2 separate regions of the Homo sapiens genome follow, and region 2 is linked to region 1. Evidence: chromatin contacts called from ENCODE Hi-C or POLR2A ChIA-PET data. All regions are on one chromosome and are shown on one strand. Each heading gives the region's core, a stretch centred on a gene start or an enhancer-like site at or near the end of the contact. The rest is flanking DNA. Distances are from core to core; before and after follow the strand shown.

What was found. A loop is a pair of places that touch in the nucleus more often than their neighbours do. ChIA-PET counts read pairs that join two places held with the same protein, here RNA polymerase II (POLR2A). Pooled maps may share reads with other maps.
Region 2: a map of esophagus squamous epithelium shows a loop between it and region 1 (2.0-fold over the local background). The contact joins the enhancer-like site here to the promoter of NEU2 in region 1. A Hi-C loop is called at or near these places in 6 of 168 maps with a recorded cell type or tissue (PC-3, PC-9, dorsolateral prefrontal cortex and 2 more) and 3 of 50 pooled maps. POLR2A ChIA-PET finds 5 or more read pairs at or near these places in 5 of 52 experiments (B cell, OCI-LY7, PC-3 and 1 more).

What each region holds. Positions count from the first base shown.
Region 1 is chr2:233,030,011-233,037,821 of GRCh38, reverse strand. NEU2 (neuraminidase 2) reads right to left here and starts at 5,150. Exons shown (of 2, transcript NM_005383.2): 1 at 4,950-5,150; 2 at 2,765-3,706. The coding sequence starts at 5,150. The coding sequence ends at 2,765.
Region 2 is chr2:233,226,062-233,233,872 of GRCh38, reverse strand. No RefSeq gene overlaps it. Among named protein-coding and RNA genes, the nearest start is that of ATG16L1, 22 kb to the left of the region's middle. Within about 2 kb of position 2,597, at least 3 of the 41 ENCODE cell types and tissues checked have a DNase peak (open chromatin) inside an H3K27ac peak, as active enhancers do.

The sequences.
Region 1 (7,811 bases), core at 3,901-6,400:
AGTGCAATGGCGCAATCTCAGCTCACTGCAAACTCCACCTCCCAGGTTCAAGCAATTCTCCTGCCTCAGCCTCCCTAGTGGCTGGGATTACAGGCACCTGCCACCACGCCTGGCTAATTTTTTGTATTTTTTAGTAGAGGTGGGGTTTCACCATGTTGGCCAGGCTGGTCTCGAACTCCTGACCTCAGGTGATCCACCGGCCTCAGCCTCCCAAATTGCTGGGATTACAGGCGTGAGCCACCAAGCCCAGCCCCTAATTTACTTATTTATTTTACTTTCTATTGACATTTGGGTTGTTTCCAGTTTAGGACTCTTGTGAATGAAGCTGCTGTAAACAATCTTCTATGTGTCTTCGGCAGCTATGAACATTCATTTCTCTTGGATATGTGCTCCAGAGTAGAACTGCTGGGTCATGGAGTATTTACATGTTTTGTTTTGGTGGATTCCACCAAATCGCTTGCCAAAGTGGTTGTGTCAGTTACTTTCTGCCAGAAAGATACTAGAGTTCCAGTGGCTCCACATCCTTGTTGATATTTGCTGTTGTTAATCTTTTAAATGTGGGCATTCTAGGAGATAAGTCTCTCACAGTTTTATTTTGCATTCCTCTGATGACTAATGATGTTGAGCAATTTAGGAGCCTTTAGAATATTCTCCTTTGTGAAGTGCAAGAGGATATATCCACATCCCAGAATCTGTGAATGGGACTTTATTTGGAAGAAGTGTCTTTGCAAATGTAATTAAGTTCAGGATCTTGGGAAATAAGATCCTCCTGGGCCGGGTGCAGTGGTTCATGCTTGTAATCCCTGCACTTTGGGAGGCCGAGGCCAGTGGATCACTTGAGGCCAGAAGTTCGACACCAGCCTGGCCAACATGGTGAAACCCTGTCTCTACTAAAAACACAAAAATTAGCTGGGCATCATGGTGCATGCCTGTAATCCCAGCTACTTGGGAGGCTGAAGCGGGAAAATCGCTTGAACCCGAGAGGCAAAGGTTGCAGTGAGTTGAGATGGTGACACTGCACTCTAGTCTGGGCAACAGAGCAAGACTCTGTCTCAAAAAAAAAAAATCACCCCGAATTATGTGAGTGGGCCCTAAATCCAGTCAGTGACAAGTGTCCTTATAAACATAGAAGAGAAGACACAGGAGGAGGAGGAGATGTGGCCACGTGAGGATCGAGGCAGGGACTGGAGTGATGCGATCACAAGGCAAGGACCAGCGAGCGTTGCTGGGAGCCGGCAGAAGCTGGAAGAAGCAGGGAAGGCCCCCCTCACCAGGGTCTCCAGAGGGCACAGAGCCTCTCAGACATGTTGATTTCAGGCTTCTGGCCTCCAGAAAGAACGGTGAGAGAACAAATTTCTGCTGCTTTAAGCCACCAAGATTAAGGTACTTTGTTCTAGCAGCCTTAAGACGCTAATACAATGACTTAAGCTCGCTTAATTTTCCCAGACCATGCCTTACTTCCTGCAAAGCTATTCTCCATGCTGTCTGCCCCAAAGCATTGGCAAGGACACATACACAAATACACACACATGAACAAACATGCACACAGACACACAGACACACGAACACACAGGCACACACAGACGCACATGGACACACACAAACATATGCACATGCAGACACACATGGACACACATGAACACACATGCACACACAGACACACACATAAAAACACGCCCATGCAGACACACATGGACACACAAGCACACACAGACACACACACAAAAATACATGCACATGCAGACACACATGGACACACATGCACACACATCCACACACAGTCACACATAGACACACGAACACACATGCACACACAGACACAAACACATACACACACAGACTCACACTGACATACATGAACACACATGCACGCAGACACATGGGCACACACAAACACATGGACGCACATGAACACACATGCACATGCATATACGCACTCGAACACAGATGAACACACATGCGCACACAAGCACACATGGACACACTTGAACATGCATGCATATTTATGCACACACTAGCACACATGAACGCACATGCACGTGCAGACACACGTGGACATGAACGAACACACATGAACACACATGCGAACACACAGGCACACATGGACACACACGAACACACATGCACACGCAGGCTCACACGAACACACATAAACACACATGCAAACACACATGCACACATGGCACACCCGAACACACATGAACACACATGCACACGCAGACACACGGACACACATGAACACGCACAAACACGTATGCATGGACACACACGAACACACATGCACACAGAGACACATATAGACACACACGAACACACGTGCACATGCAGACACACACAGATACACACACATCTCTGCTAATTTACACCATGGTCTTCCATCTCAGTTCTTCCCCAGGAACATAAGGAATGGTTCCCAAGAAGGAAGGAGTTGAACTAGAAATTTGTCAAGACCTACACAAAGCTGGGGGTAGGGGACAGGCAGACAAGGTGACAGCTGCGCTGCAGGACCCTCCACGCCTTCCCTATGGAGGGGCTATGGGAAGCCAGACACTTTTGGTTTCTGGGCTGAAAATAGAACCTTTTGGGAAGACTGGAACCACGCAGGAGGAAAAGAGCAAGAGGTGCACCTCTCTCCACACACGGGCGCCGAAGGGAGCCCAGAGTGGCCCCCACGTCCAGGGGCCACGGGAAGGAGAGGCAGCCGCAGAGCCTCCGAGCTGGGTGTGCAGGTGAAAGGCAGGCCCTTGAGGTGGGCACCACAGGCTCACTGAGGCAGGTACTCAGCTGGGAAGGCTTGCTTCAGGGTGAACATGAGAAAGACAATCTCCTCGTAATCATTGGCTTCGTACAGACACCCAAACAAGGGGGACCCATCAGGGCCGGTGCCCATGCTCTGGAGGTCTGAGTAGGCACAGCTGCCCTTGGCCAGCAGTACCGGCTCTGACCAGGCCTCAGGGGCTGGAGGTCGCGGGTTGAGGTAGGCACCCAGGTCGGCCCTCTGCCAGGAGTGTGTGGGGTGAGTGTAGAGCAGCCACTGGGCTGGGGAGCCAGGCCCCGAGCGGGGGCTGGGGAAGCTGATGACGCTCCCCTGGCAGCCCTGGGGCGGCGGCTCCACCAGCTTCTTCACCAGCTGAGACTCCTGGAAATCAAGCCCGTCATTGGTGCTCTGGGCCTGGACCCTGGCTCGGAGGTGGCTTCTCGCGTTGAGGGTCACCACCCTCTGCTCCCCAGTCTCGACTTCGGCCACCTGGCACTCCAGGGTGTCCTGGGCCACAAAGTGCCCTCGCGCCCACGTGCGCCCATGGTCATGGCTGAGGAAGCAGAAGGCAGAGGGGATCGGCCTTTGGATGGGGTGAAGTTTCCGGTAGGCGTAGGCGGGCACCACCAGGCTCCGGGCCCTGTCGTGAAGCTGCAAACAATGCCCCGGGCCCACTGCAAAGGTGGACCACTCCCGGTAGGCTGGGCCGATGGCCGCATCAGTGAGGTCTCTGGGGGAGCTCCAGGTCCTCCCGTGGTCAGTGCTGGTGACTTGGCACAGCCGCGTCACATTGGCCCTGGTCTGCAGCTGCTGTTGCTCCGTGACTTGCCCAGGGATGGCAATGAAGAAGAGGAAGAGGGTCCCCGTCTGCGCGTCATACAAGGGGCATGGGTTCATGGACCGGTGGCCATCCAGCCGGGCCTGGGCCACCACCTCCTGAGCTTGCCACTGAGTAGGGAGAGAGAAAGAAGAAGGCAGCCTTGAAACAGCTGGGGATGGTGCCAGGAGCTGCATGAGTGGGAGGGGTGGGCACGGGTGTGTCTCCCGGGTTAGAGTCAAAAGTCATCGAGAAGAACTCTTCACCCAACACTCATATCCTCCTTGCAACGTTTCCCCAGAGCTGCGGGGCCCAGGGTGCCACCTCACCCCTCCAAGGCAGCCACACTCGGCTGAGTGATTCTGTTCCTTCCATTGCCATCAATATGCATTTACAGAACACCCACCTGCCAGACCACAAGATATGAAGATGACTCGTGCATGAGCCATTCCCAACTTCATCCTGGTTCCTCCACTTCCCACCCCAGTCCAGCTCACCATCCTTGAATAGCAAAGCCCTGGCGGAAGGTGCAATAACCTGACCAGTACAAGACAGAATGTGACGGTCACCTCTCACCTTCTACACTCCATATCCTACTCATGTAGCCAAGGAGGAGTCACATTGAGCTTCCAGAATCCCCAAGTCTATGTCACATGTGCTGTCTGTCCCCATTTATTAACAGCTACCCCCATTGGGCAATTCTAAGCACAGACACAGCACCAAAAGTCTAACATCCATGGTCTCATCTAATGCCTCAATCCCCAGGGAACAGGTGTTAGTAGCTCCATTATTACAGTGAGCAAGAGACCGCGACAGGGAGGAGGAGTTGCCTAGGCCACATCTGTGGTCAGTGGCGGAACCAGGACTTGAACCCAGGTCCATCTGCTTCAAATCCCATGCTTTGAACAGCTGTGTAGTAATGACCACAAAGGAATGATAATAATATTAAACTCTTCAAATATGATCAGCCAGCCTTGGGTGCTGTCATCAGGATTAATTATTTAATCTATAAAATGGGACTTTAGGACACAAGCCATCACCCCACCCCAAGTCCCCAAGTTAATTTTACTCAAAGGACACAACCCTCCATTATGCAACACTGAACTATTCCTCCGTGAGGTCATCACGGATGCTGGGCAACTCATTCAATCTTTCATGAAAACAGATGGAGGCCAGCTGGACTAATTCACAGTGAACCCAGAGGTCCAGGGAACCATTAGGGGCACTTTCTCTGCTCTATCTCTCCTCCGGAGTACAGCCATTGAGGGATAAAGTTGTCCCTGTATTTCTTGAGATCCAGGACTGGCCCCTGATCACAGCAGCAAAGGGTGTGGCAGAGCCCTGGGGAGCCAGTGCAGACACCTCCTGCCTCACCTGAACCTGGTGGGTGGGTGCGTCGTAGTCTCCTCTGCGCAGGACAATCAGCTCTGCGTGCTCATCCTTCTTGCTTGCCCGCTGTTCCGCGAAGGCCAGCAGGGACTGCTGCCCAGGCAGGTAGAGCAGGGCAGGGATTCTGTAGGCATGGGCTCCCGACTGGAACACGCTCTCCTTCTGCAGGACAGGAAGGGACGCCATGGGGCTGGGGGGTGGACAGGAAGAGAAGATGTGTCACCTGCAGCCACACCTGAGATGGGCTCAGAGTCATTCACCAAGACAGGTGGTGCTCACCCCCTGGCTGAGTGGACCAAAGTCAGGGCGGCCTGTCCTCTTCCCGCGTGGGGTTCATTCTCCTTTCCTACATCTCAAGACCCTGCTTCTTAATTCTGCCTTTGCCTCGGTGGATATCGGGAGGGGGTATTGCAAAAGCGTGTTTTGGATTCGATTTTTATTCTAAGTTAACAATGCTCCTTACAACAGATTTTCGATAACCTCCAGCTGCTTTTGCCAAACCCAGCCCATCAATCCAGGGGCAAACCTCGGGAGGACAGCAGTGCAGGCCGGGTGGCATTCGGCAGCTGCCCAAATGCCAGAAAGTGACACATGGGAGCTTTTTATAACTCCAGAGCCCTAGAAAGTTGTTTCAAAGAAAAGGAAAAAGAAAAAGCATGGCTTCTAAGGCTCTGCTCCCCAGGCTGCCTGAGGCTGAGGCCCGTCTGCCCCCGCTGCTGCGTGGGCTCCCCCTGAGGCAGCGAGGGGGCGGCGCTGCAGTGGGAAAGGAAGAGACAGGGGCTCCTGACAGCTAACCCAGGCTGGGGGCGTGGGGTGCTCCAGAGGTCTAAGAAAATAACAATTAAAAATAAGTCTTCAGCTAAAAAGGGTAGGGAGGGGACAGAGGTAACTTGGGGACAGTGGGTGACAGTGATTTTCGGGCTAAGCTGCCTAGGTCCCTTTAGGAGGATGCATCCCGCAGCTCTGGGGAGTGTTGGCTGCAGGGCCCTGGCCTGGGGAGGATGGGCCAGTTGTTCCCAGATGAAGAATCTGCCCCAGGTCATACCCAAGAAGGGCTGCTTGATGATTGGTCCACTCAGAGCCTGAAGACCCTCTTCCTGAACTCCTGACCAGGAACAGTGCGGCTCCGGAGCTCCCTCCGGGCGGCTGGGCCTTCCCTGAGACTGCATTACAGCCGCCTCTTTCTCTGCTGCTCCTCCCTTTCCCCCAGAGGCTCTTGCCTGCCGTGGGTCTCCGTGTCAGAGCCGGCGTCCTGGGCACCCCGTCTGAGACACAGCCTTTGCAGAGGGCAAGTGGGCAAGAGGCCAGCAAGAGGGGCAAGGTTTGCCTTTGTGCACCCTTTTGTACTGCTCTCATTTTTCTACCACATGCATGCGTTATCTATTTAAAACTTAGCTTCTTTGAGAAATAAATGTAATCTATCAGTCTTTCATTCAACCACAGTGAACGTTAATATTAGGACGATGTGAGAAAATAAAACTGAGAAGGGCAAAAGCTGCACAAGGAAAAAATGTGCTATTCCCTGAACTTCGGTGGGAGATTCATGGCTTGGTGATAGAATCACCAAATTATAATCCAAGGACACAGGCCTTGATAGGTATCGGGAGGCCTATGCTGAAACGCTGTTAGAAAATGTCAGCAGGAAAGAATCAAATATGATAACAAGTAAAAATGAAAATGGAGAACTGTGCAGTTTCACAGTGTTCTCTGGAAAATTGATCAAGGATTTATTTAAGCTCCATAGAGTGGGCTCTGGAAAGTGTCCTTGATGGAAATTCAGCAGAGTTGGTATAATTCAGTTTAAAATGTTTGTATTTAAAATGTCCTCAGGGCCAAAATTTCTGTATGGATTACAATGGCTGGCCTTCTCTACACAATGTGGGAGGAAAGGAGAGAAGAAGTTTAGCTGAGGAAATCTTTTTTTTTTTTTCTTTTTTTTTAGATGGAGTTTCGCTCTTGTTGCCCAGGCTGGAGTGCAATGGCGAGATCTCGGCTCACTGCAACCTCCGCCTCCCAGGTTCAAGTGCTTCTCCTGCCTCAAGCTCCCGATTACAGGCATGCACCACCATGCCCAGCTACTTTTGTATTTTTAGTAGAGACGGGGTTTTTCCATGTTAGTCAGGCAGGTCTCGAACTCCTGACCTCAGGTGATCCTCCCGCCTCAGCCTCCCAAAGTGCTGGGATTACAGGCATGAGCCACCACGCCCGGCCAGCTGAGGACATCTATAAAGACATTCTAGAGGGAAAACAAGACAGAGACGTCTTCGGGAGGAATCACAAGGCAAGACACACACCAGGCCTTTGGGGTTGAGTAGGGGTCCAGCCTAAGGCCTAGGAAACCGGGCTGATGGGCTCCATGAGGTGAGTGTGACCAGAACTGGTGGCTCATGCCTTAGAGAGAAGATGGGGCAAGGGAGAGAACAGAGGCTTCAGGCTAGAACTAGGGAGCAAAGCCACTGGCTGGCCCACCCTCAAGAAGAGAACCACTCTCAATGCTTACAATTGAGATATGTGACCAGGCACAGTGGCTCACGCCTGTAATCCCAGCAGTGGGAGAGGCAGAGGCAGGTGGATTGCTAGAGTCCAGAAGTTCCAGACCAGCCTGGGCAACATGGCAAAACCCCATCTCTACAAAAAATACAAACATTAGCCAGTCATGGTGACACATGTCTGTAGTTCCAGCTACTCGGGAGGCTGAGGTGGAAGGATTGCTTGAGCCTGAGAGGTGAAGGTTGCAGTCAGCTGAGATAGCACAACTGCACTCCAGCCTGGGCAACAGAGTGAGACCCTGTCTCGAAACAAAAAATAAAATAAAATAGAGATATAATTCACATATTATAAAATGTA
Region 2 (7,811 bases), core at 1,348-3,847, 200 kb before region 1:
TTATTTTAGAAGGTCAAGGAAAACCTTAGTAAGTCCTCAAGTAGAGCAGCTGTGCAGGGCAGGACGGCTTCTGAACAGCCACACCAAGCACAGTGTAATGACACCCTTGCATTCACTGGTCCAAAAATTATATTATACCTCGAGGTAGTGGTGCCCCTCCTGCAGGCCCCAAGTCATGCCTAATGGCTTGGCTAGTAACCTTTTATGTAATCTATTTCTCTGAGTTCTTGACCTACTCCCTTCTTTGAGTCAGGGCCCCTTTGAGACTTAATTCAACAAGTATTCATGGTGTGCTTATGATATCTCAGCTACTATTCTGGGTGATAAGCCTATATCAGTATCTCTGCCCTCAGTGAGCTTTCATTCTAAGGGGGAAGAAACAGATGATATTAAAAAAAAAAAAAAAAAAACAGACAAAAAACAAAACAAAACAAAAAAAACACACCGGCCAGGTGTGGTGGCTCATGCCTGTAATCCCAGCACTTTGGGAGACTGATGCAGGCAGATAACGAGGTCAAGAGATTGAGACCATTCTGGCCAACATGGTGAAACCCTGTCTCTACTAAAAATACAAAAATTAGCCGGATGTGGTGGAGGGGGCCTGTAATCCCGGCTACTCAGGAGGCTGAGGCAACAGAATCGCTTGAACTTGGGAGGCGGAAGTTGCAGTGAGCCGAGATTGTGCCATTGCACTCCAGCCTGGCGATACAGCGAGACTCTGTCTCAAAAAAACAAACAACAACAACAATGCCCGCCCCCCAAAAAAAAACATACGAAAGAAATAAATAGTCTGTGTTGGAAGGTGATGAGTTCTATGGAAAAAAGAAGCAGAGCCGGGTGACGGTAATGGGGAGTGGGTGGGGGTGCAGTTTCTGCATCAACAAGGTGGCCAAGATGGGCCCATTGAGAAGGTGCGATTTTAAGGCCAGGCGCGGTGGCTCACGCCTGTGATCCCAGCACTTTGGGAGGTTGAGGCGGGCAGATCACTTGAGGTCAGGAGTTTGAGACCAGCCTGGCCAACATGGTGAAACCCCGTCTCTGCTAAAAATACAAAACTTAGCCGAGCATGGTGGCACGTGCCTGTAGTCCCAGCTACTCGGGAGACTGAGGCATGAGGATCACTTGAACCCGGGAGGTGGAGGTTGCAGTGAGTTGAGATCATGCCACTGCACCCCAACCAACCTGAGTTACAGAGTGAGACTCTGTCTAAAAAAAAAAGGAAGAAGGTGAGATTTTAGCAAAGCTCTGAGGAGGTGAGGGAGTTGGCCATGAGGTCATCTGGGGGAGAACATCCCAGGCAGAGGGATCAGCTAGAGCAACAGCTCCTCCATAGTAGGTGCAACTGGGCCCCGCTGAGCTCCTCTGTAGCAGCGCTGGCACCCTCCCTCTGTTGTTGGGGTCGGGGGTGTTGTCCGCTAAAGCTTCACACCTGTCCCCCTCTCCAGAGGATAGCCCTTGGCTGACCTGACCTGCTTCCTGTCCTGGACATGCCTGGGAGGGGACCAATGCCTGACTGATGGGGGCAGGGACAAGTGTCCAATCCCCTTTCCCCTGAGAGGGACCATCTCTGGAAGTAATGTATGTTCCAGAGCTCCCCCTGGGATCAGGCTGAGACTAGACTTCTCCCAAAAGAATCTTTGCACAAAAACCCCAGGCTCAGGCTCTGCTTCCAGGGAACCAAGTCTAAGTCAGTCCTAAGGCCAGAGCTCGCCTGACATGTCCCCAAAACAGCAGGGGAGCCATCGTGGCTACAGCGTGTCTCCCCGGGCAGTGTGCACATACATACAACCGTGTGTACAGCTCTGCCTGAGCGCTGTGGAACCAGGTTCAGCAGCGTGGAATCTCCTGGGCCCCCACCTATGATTGGTAATCACACATGTTAACTTCCTGATAAAGCATCCATTTCTCCCCAAAAGAGAAAAGGGTTGGAAGGGCATCTTCTCAGATAGAACTTTCTGTCTTTAGTTAAGAAAAGCTGCCTATTTGCCTCTGTCCAAAGCTGCTTTCCTGGAAAATAAGTGGACCCATCTGCTATGGATTGAATTTTGGGTCCCCACCAAATTAATATTTTGTAGCCCCAGCTCCCATTATGATGGTATTTGGAGATCGGGCTTCTAGGAGGTAATTAAGGTTAAATGAAGCCATAAGGGTGGGTGGCTTTATAAGAAGAGGAAGAAAGGTGCCTGGGCTCGGTGGCTCACGCCTGTAATCCTAGCACTTTGGGAGGCCGAGGTGTGCGGATTACCTGAGGTCAGGAGTTCGAGACCAGCCTGGCCAACATGGCAAAACCCCATCGCTACTAAAAATACAAAAATTAGCCGGGTGTGGTGGCACACGTCTGTAATCCCAGCTACTCGGGAGGCTGAGGAAGGAGAATCGCTTGAACCCAGGAGGCAGAGGTTGTAGTGAGCCGAGATCGTGCCATTGCACTCCAGCTCGGGTGATGGGAACAAGACTCCATCTCAAAAAAAAAAAAAAAAAAAAAAAAAAAAAAAAAGAAGAGGAAGAAAGGGAAAGAGAAAGCAGAAATTTCTTTCCTGCTATCTCTGCCGTGTGAGGACACAGTGAGATGACAGGCGTTCATCAGCCTGGAAGGGAGGCCTTATCAGAAACTGAACTTGCTGGTACCTTGATCTTGGACTTCAGCCTCCAGAAACGTGAGAAATAAATTTCTGTTGTTTAAGCCACCCACTCTGTGGCTTTTTGTTGTGGCAGGCTGAATAGACTCATACATTACCAAAAGCACAAAAAGCAGTTTCGAAAATTCTAGAGTGAGGTTTGCGAAGATCACTTTTCTAATCCTGTTGGTAAATAGTCCTTGCAATGCCACCACCCAGCTCCAGGGAGGCCAGCGACAGAGGGTGTGAGAACCAGGCCCCAGATTACTTTTCTACTTTCATACCTAACCATAAGATGGAAGCATTGTCTGAAGACAGACTGAGGGAGAGTGTTCTCAGAATTTTAATCATTGCCTGTGTAGTTGCTGTTCTGCGAACACTGAGATCATCTCCTCTTGTATAGAAAATTAATACCAAGAGGTAATGTGTTGTCGTTTTTTTTAATGTAAAATGCTTAACCCATCTCTGCATATTCTGGCAATATAACCAAACTCTTGACAAGGAGTTGAAAAGAACAAGCTTAGAGACTGGAGACACAATTTTGGGGACTTGGTTCCCTACCTTTCTTTCTTCTTTCTTTCTTTCTTTCTTCTTCTTCTTTTTTTTTTTTTTTTTTGAGACAGAGTCTCTCTCTGTCTCCTAGCAGTTGCACAATCTCAGCTCACTGCGACCTCCGCCTCCCAGGTTCAAGCGATTCTCCTGCCTTAGCCTCCCAACTAGCTGAGACTACAGGCGCACACCACCACTCCTGGCTAATTTTTGTATTTTTGGTGGAGACAGGGTTTCACCATGTTGGCCAGGCTGGTTTCGAACTCGTGACCTCAGGTGATCCACCTGCTTCAGCCTCCCAAAGTGCTGGGATGACAGGCTTGAGCCACCAGGCCTGGCCTTTACCTTTCTTATATGACCTTTGCCAGTGCCCTGACCTCCCTGAACCTCAGTTTCTTCCTCTATAAAATACACATAGGCCCCACCCTATAGAGCAGTGAGGATCAAGTAGAGAACCCATGAGATAGTGCATTTTATCTTAGCCCAGAGGCATCCATCTCTTCAACCAGTACTAGCAATTCCTGAGATAGGTAACTTGCTGGATTGGAGTGGGTTTACCTTATTCCTGAGTAGATTGTCATGTGGCCTTAGCCCAAGAGAAGTCCAAGAGCTCAACAAAATTTCATAATCTTGGGTGCACACCTGTGTCTGCTCACAGGTAAGAGAATGGATGGGTACAAATAAGGAAGAAAGAGCCTCTGTAGGGAGAATGGGCTAGCCAGTGCTCAATTAGCTACATCAGCATGACCTGGGGCAGGGGGGGTAGTGTTCAAAATGTATGTTCCTAGGTTTTGCGAACTCCCCTGGCTCCTGTGTCCCCCAGCCACTGTATCAGATTCTTTATGAATGGTCCCAAGCCAGGCACTTTTTAAAATTTTATTTATAGAGACAGGGTCCCACTATGTTGCCCAGGCTGGCCTTGAACTCCTGAGCTCAAGCAATCCTCCCACCTCAGCCTTCCAAATTACAGGCGTGAACCACTGCACCTGGCCAAGGACCTGCATTTTTAAAACAGGCACCTCACATATTTCTTATGTACACCTAAGTTTGAGAAGCAAAGGTCTGGTAACTAGATTAGATTTTGCAGTCACTAACAGGTTACTATAAATTTTATACCCCTAAGTTATAAGTACATGTTTTGAATAGCCTGCTTGGAACACCTTGCAGCTAAAATTTATTCTCCGTAACAATCAGTTTTTTTTTTTTTTCTGGGACAGAGTCTCGCTCTGGCACCCAGGCTGGAGTGCAGTGGTGCCATCGCGTCTCACTGCAACCTCTGTCTCCTGGGTTCAAGCGATTCTCCTTCCTCAGCCTCCCGAGTAGCTGGGACTACAGGCATGCTCAACCATGCCTGGCTAATTTTTGTATTTTTAGTAGAGATGGGGTTTCACCATGTTGGCCAGGCTGGTCTCAAACTCCTGACCTCAAGTGATCCGCCCACCTCAGCCTCCCAAAGTGCTGGGATTACAGGTGTGAGTCACAGCCTCAATCAGTATTTTTATGCTACTTATTGACCAAAAAAAAAAAAAAAAAAAAAAAAAATTGCAAGCTAATTATATGCCACCTAGGATTAGTACTTACATTATGTAAAATATTCCTCCAGTCATACATTATCACTCTTATGTTCAATTAGGGTGATTTAAGAGGAACAATTGGAGACTCTTTTTACATTTATTCACTGAAAATCAAGTGAGTAACAAATTAGGAAAGACATGCAGTGGTCTTTAGAATCTGGGCATAATCAAAACTATTGAATTATGAGGTCTGAGTTTTGTTTTGCTGTGTGGGACCTGATGCCAAGATGCACAGCAAATTCAATGGAAACATGATGTATTTTGCAATGAACAAAGAGCAAAGGTTCCATTAAATTTAGCATTCTGACTTCATTAAAAATTTTTATTCCAGCACATAGAACATGCTGTGAAAAAGAAATCGCAGAATGACATAAAACAACCTCTTGTCATTTGAGAGTCTATATTTACAGTCATTTCTAAGTGTTTCCGCACCACTGGGACTGTGGGAAAGATTTTCCTTTTCATTATGCAACATTATGAACCAGAACCAAAAATTTAAGACAGCTAGTTTTAATATTTTTTGTTAACACCATATTGTTGAATGGTATCCTGCCAACGGCAAGAGAGAATGGGTAAAAAACCTGTTGTCCATATGCTGCAGGATGAATAATAATTTCACAAGTAGAAACAAGGAAAGAGTGAGCCTGAAAAACATGAAATCTATGAAATACAGTGTCTCAGGATGGCACTCAGTGACTGCAAGGAAACAGTGCTAAGATGGTACCAGACCAGCTGATCTTACAGGTGCCATCCTCATGGGTCTTCCAAGGTAGGATTCTCAGAGCCCAGTTACCTTGAGAAAGGCTCACCCGAGAACCCTCTGGGTACAAATAGTGAAAGCCACTATGTTTTCACCCAATTTTTATTTTTCATTTGCTACCTCCAGTTTTCCTAATGACTCCGATGTCTATGTATTAGCCTTCTTGCAAATGATTATCAGAGAAGGTAAGCTGCCTCAATGAATTCACGGCAAAATTGGGATTGGAACCCAGCTCTGGCTCTTAATCATTCCCCCACTTCATCTGTTACAGCACTTTGCCTCCTTTGAGTATGAATCCATGTGTCTAATGTTTTCAGTGGTGTTTCTCCAAATGTGATGGCCCAAACACCAGCATGAGAAGGACCTGGAGTGCTTGCTGAAATTCAGATTCCTAGGCATCACCCAGACCAACAGAATCAATCATCCTGGCAGGGCCCAGGAGTTTGCATTTTAACAAGTTCCCCAGGTGATTTTTATGCATAGCAAAGTTTGAGTATTATTATCTTTGAGGAATCGAGAGGAAGCATGAGATACAGTAGCTGCCCTTAATGCTTTTACAAATGAGTTGGAGAGAGCAGCCCCCACACATCAAAAGCAAAAACTTCCAGATACTTTTGCATCGTCTGCAGCAAATTGTGAAATCCCAGCCTGGCTTCCACCTGGTGCTCAGTGCACTTCTGAGCCATCCTGCTTTGTGAGCAGGTGGTATTTACTTGGGGAGTCAAACCCTCATATTAACATAAGTAAAACATAATTAGAAAAATCTGTTATAAAAACCATTCTGTTTTCCAAGCCAAATATAAATTACTTTGGGGTAAGTCATGCCAGGAATTCCACTTCATTAGCTCATGCAATTAAGAATTGGACTGTCATGCCAATTGCTGTCACTATTTTTCTTCATTGTTTGGGCATGCGGCCCCCCACCATCTTTTACTCCCAGTGTATGTAACAGTTTGAAAGAGCTGGCTGGGCGCAGGGGTTCACGCCTGTAATCGCAGCACTTTGGGAGGCTGAGGCGGGTGGATCACCTGAGGTCAGGAGTTTGAGACCAGCCTGAGCAACATGGTGAAACCTCGTCTCTACTAAAAATACAAAAATTAGCTGGGTGAGGTGGTACGCACCTATAATCCTAGCTACTCAGGAGGCTGAGACAGGAGAATCATTTGAACCTGGGAGGTGGATGTTGCAGTGAGCTGAGATCACGCCATTGCACTCCAGCCTGGCCAATGAGAGTGAAACTCTGTCTCAAAAAAAAAGAAAACAAAGAAGAAAGAGTTGCCATCAAAAGATGATCTTATTCATTTTTAAACAAGTTGTGCTGGGTACTCTCCATTTGCCCCTCTTCCTCCCTGTCCATTGTCTGTTCTTCTCACTGTGCTCTGGGCTGGAGGCTGAGCCCTGGAGGGCAATACCACCACCTGCCCTCTGGATTCTGGTTGGGTTTGACCAAAGGGAAGAATCAGCAGGGGACAAAAAGGCAGGAGAAAAGAGAGGTCAAAGTAACTTTAATCTACAACTTTCTAACCTCTCAGTTGTTCTTGGTTTCTTTTCTGACAGCAGCTTCTAGCAGGGGTCAGTCTCCTGGGGTCCGGCTACCACCACCTCAGGTAATGCCATACCCACCCCCCTTCAGATCTAAGGAAGGTGGTGGCTTCCTGCTGTTGCTAGTCCCTGACCGCCTCCACATCCCTGCTACTTCTCTTAACTCTGCCTGTACCTCTGTAAATGGACTCTTCATTAAGGTCTCTCTTAAGGGTGCCCTGTTTCCTGTACATTTAGGCACATCTCTTTATATTCATAGGTTATGTGCATATAAAAATATCTAGTCTATTCAAATTATGGGGTTAATTTGCAAATATAATTACTAAGTTAAAATGATTGGGTTTATTTTCAAACACATAGATGTGTTTATGTGTATACACACGCATACAGACACACACACACATGAAAAACGTTAGCATGGGAACCTACCTTCTCCCACCTTCCTAAGGAGGAGAGGCCTTGTTGGTTCATTTGAGGGAATCAATGGACAGGGACCATGGAGAAAAGAAAAAACGTATGAGTCTCAATGTCACTTTATAAACCTGGGAGGGTGTGAACTAGACCAGAAAGGAAAGTGAGGGAGAAGGGGTGCAGAGAGGAGAGTGGGGTGCCTGGGCTGCCCTGAAGTCCTTTGGGAGAAAAGTGGGTAATGAGGATTTTAGAGAAGCTTTCTCTAGATTGTACAGTATGATTTTCCTCTCATTACTGCCCATCAGGAAAACCTTCCGTTATGATCAACATTTCTCTTTAAGGCTGTGGGATTTTAAA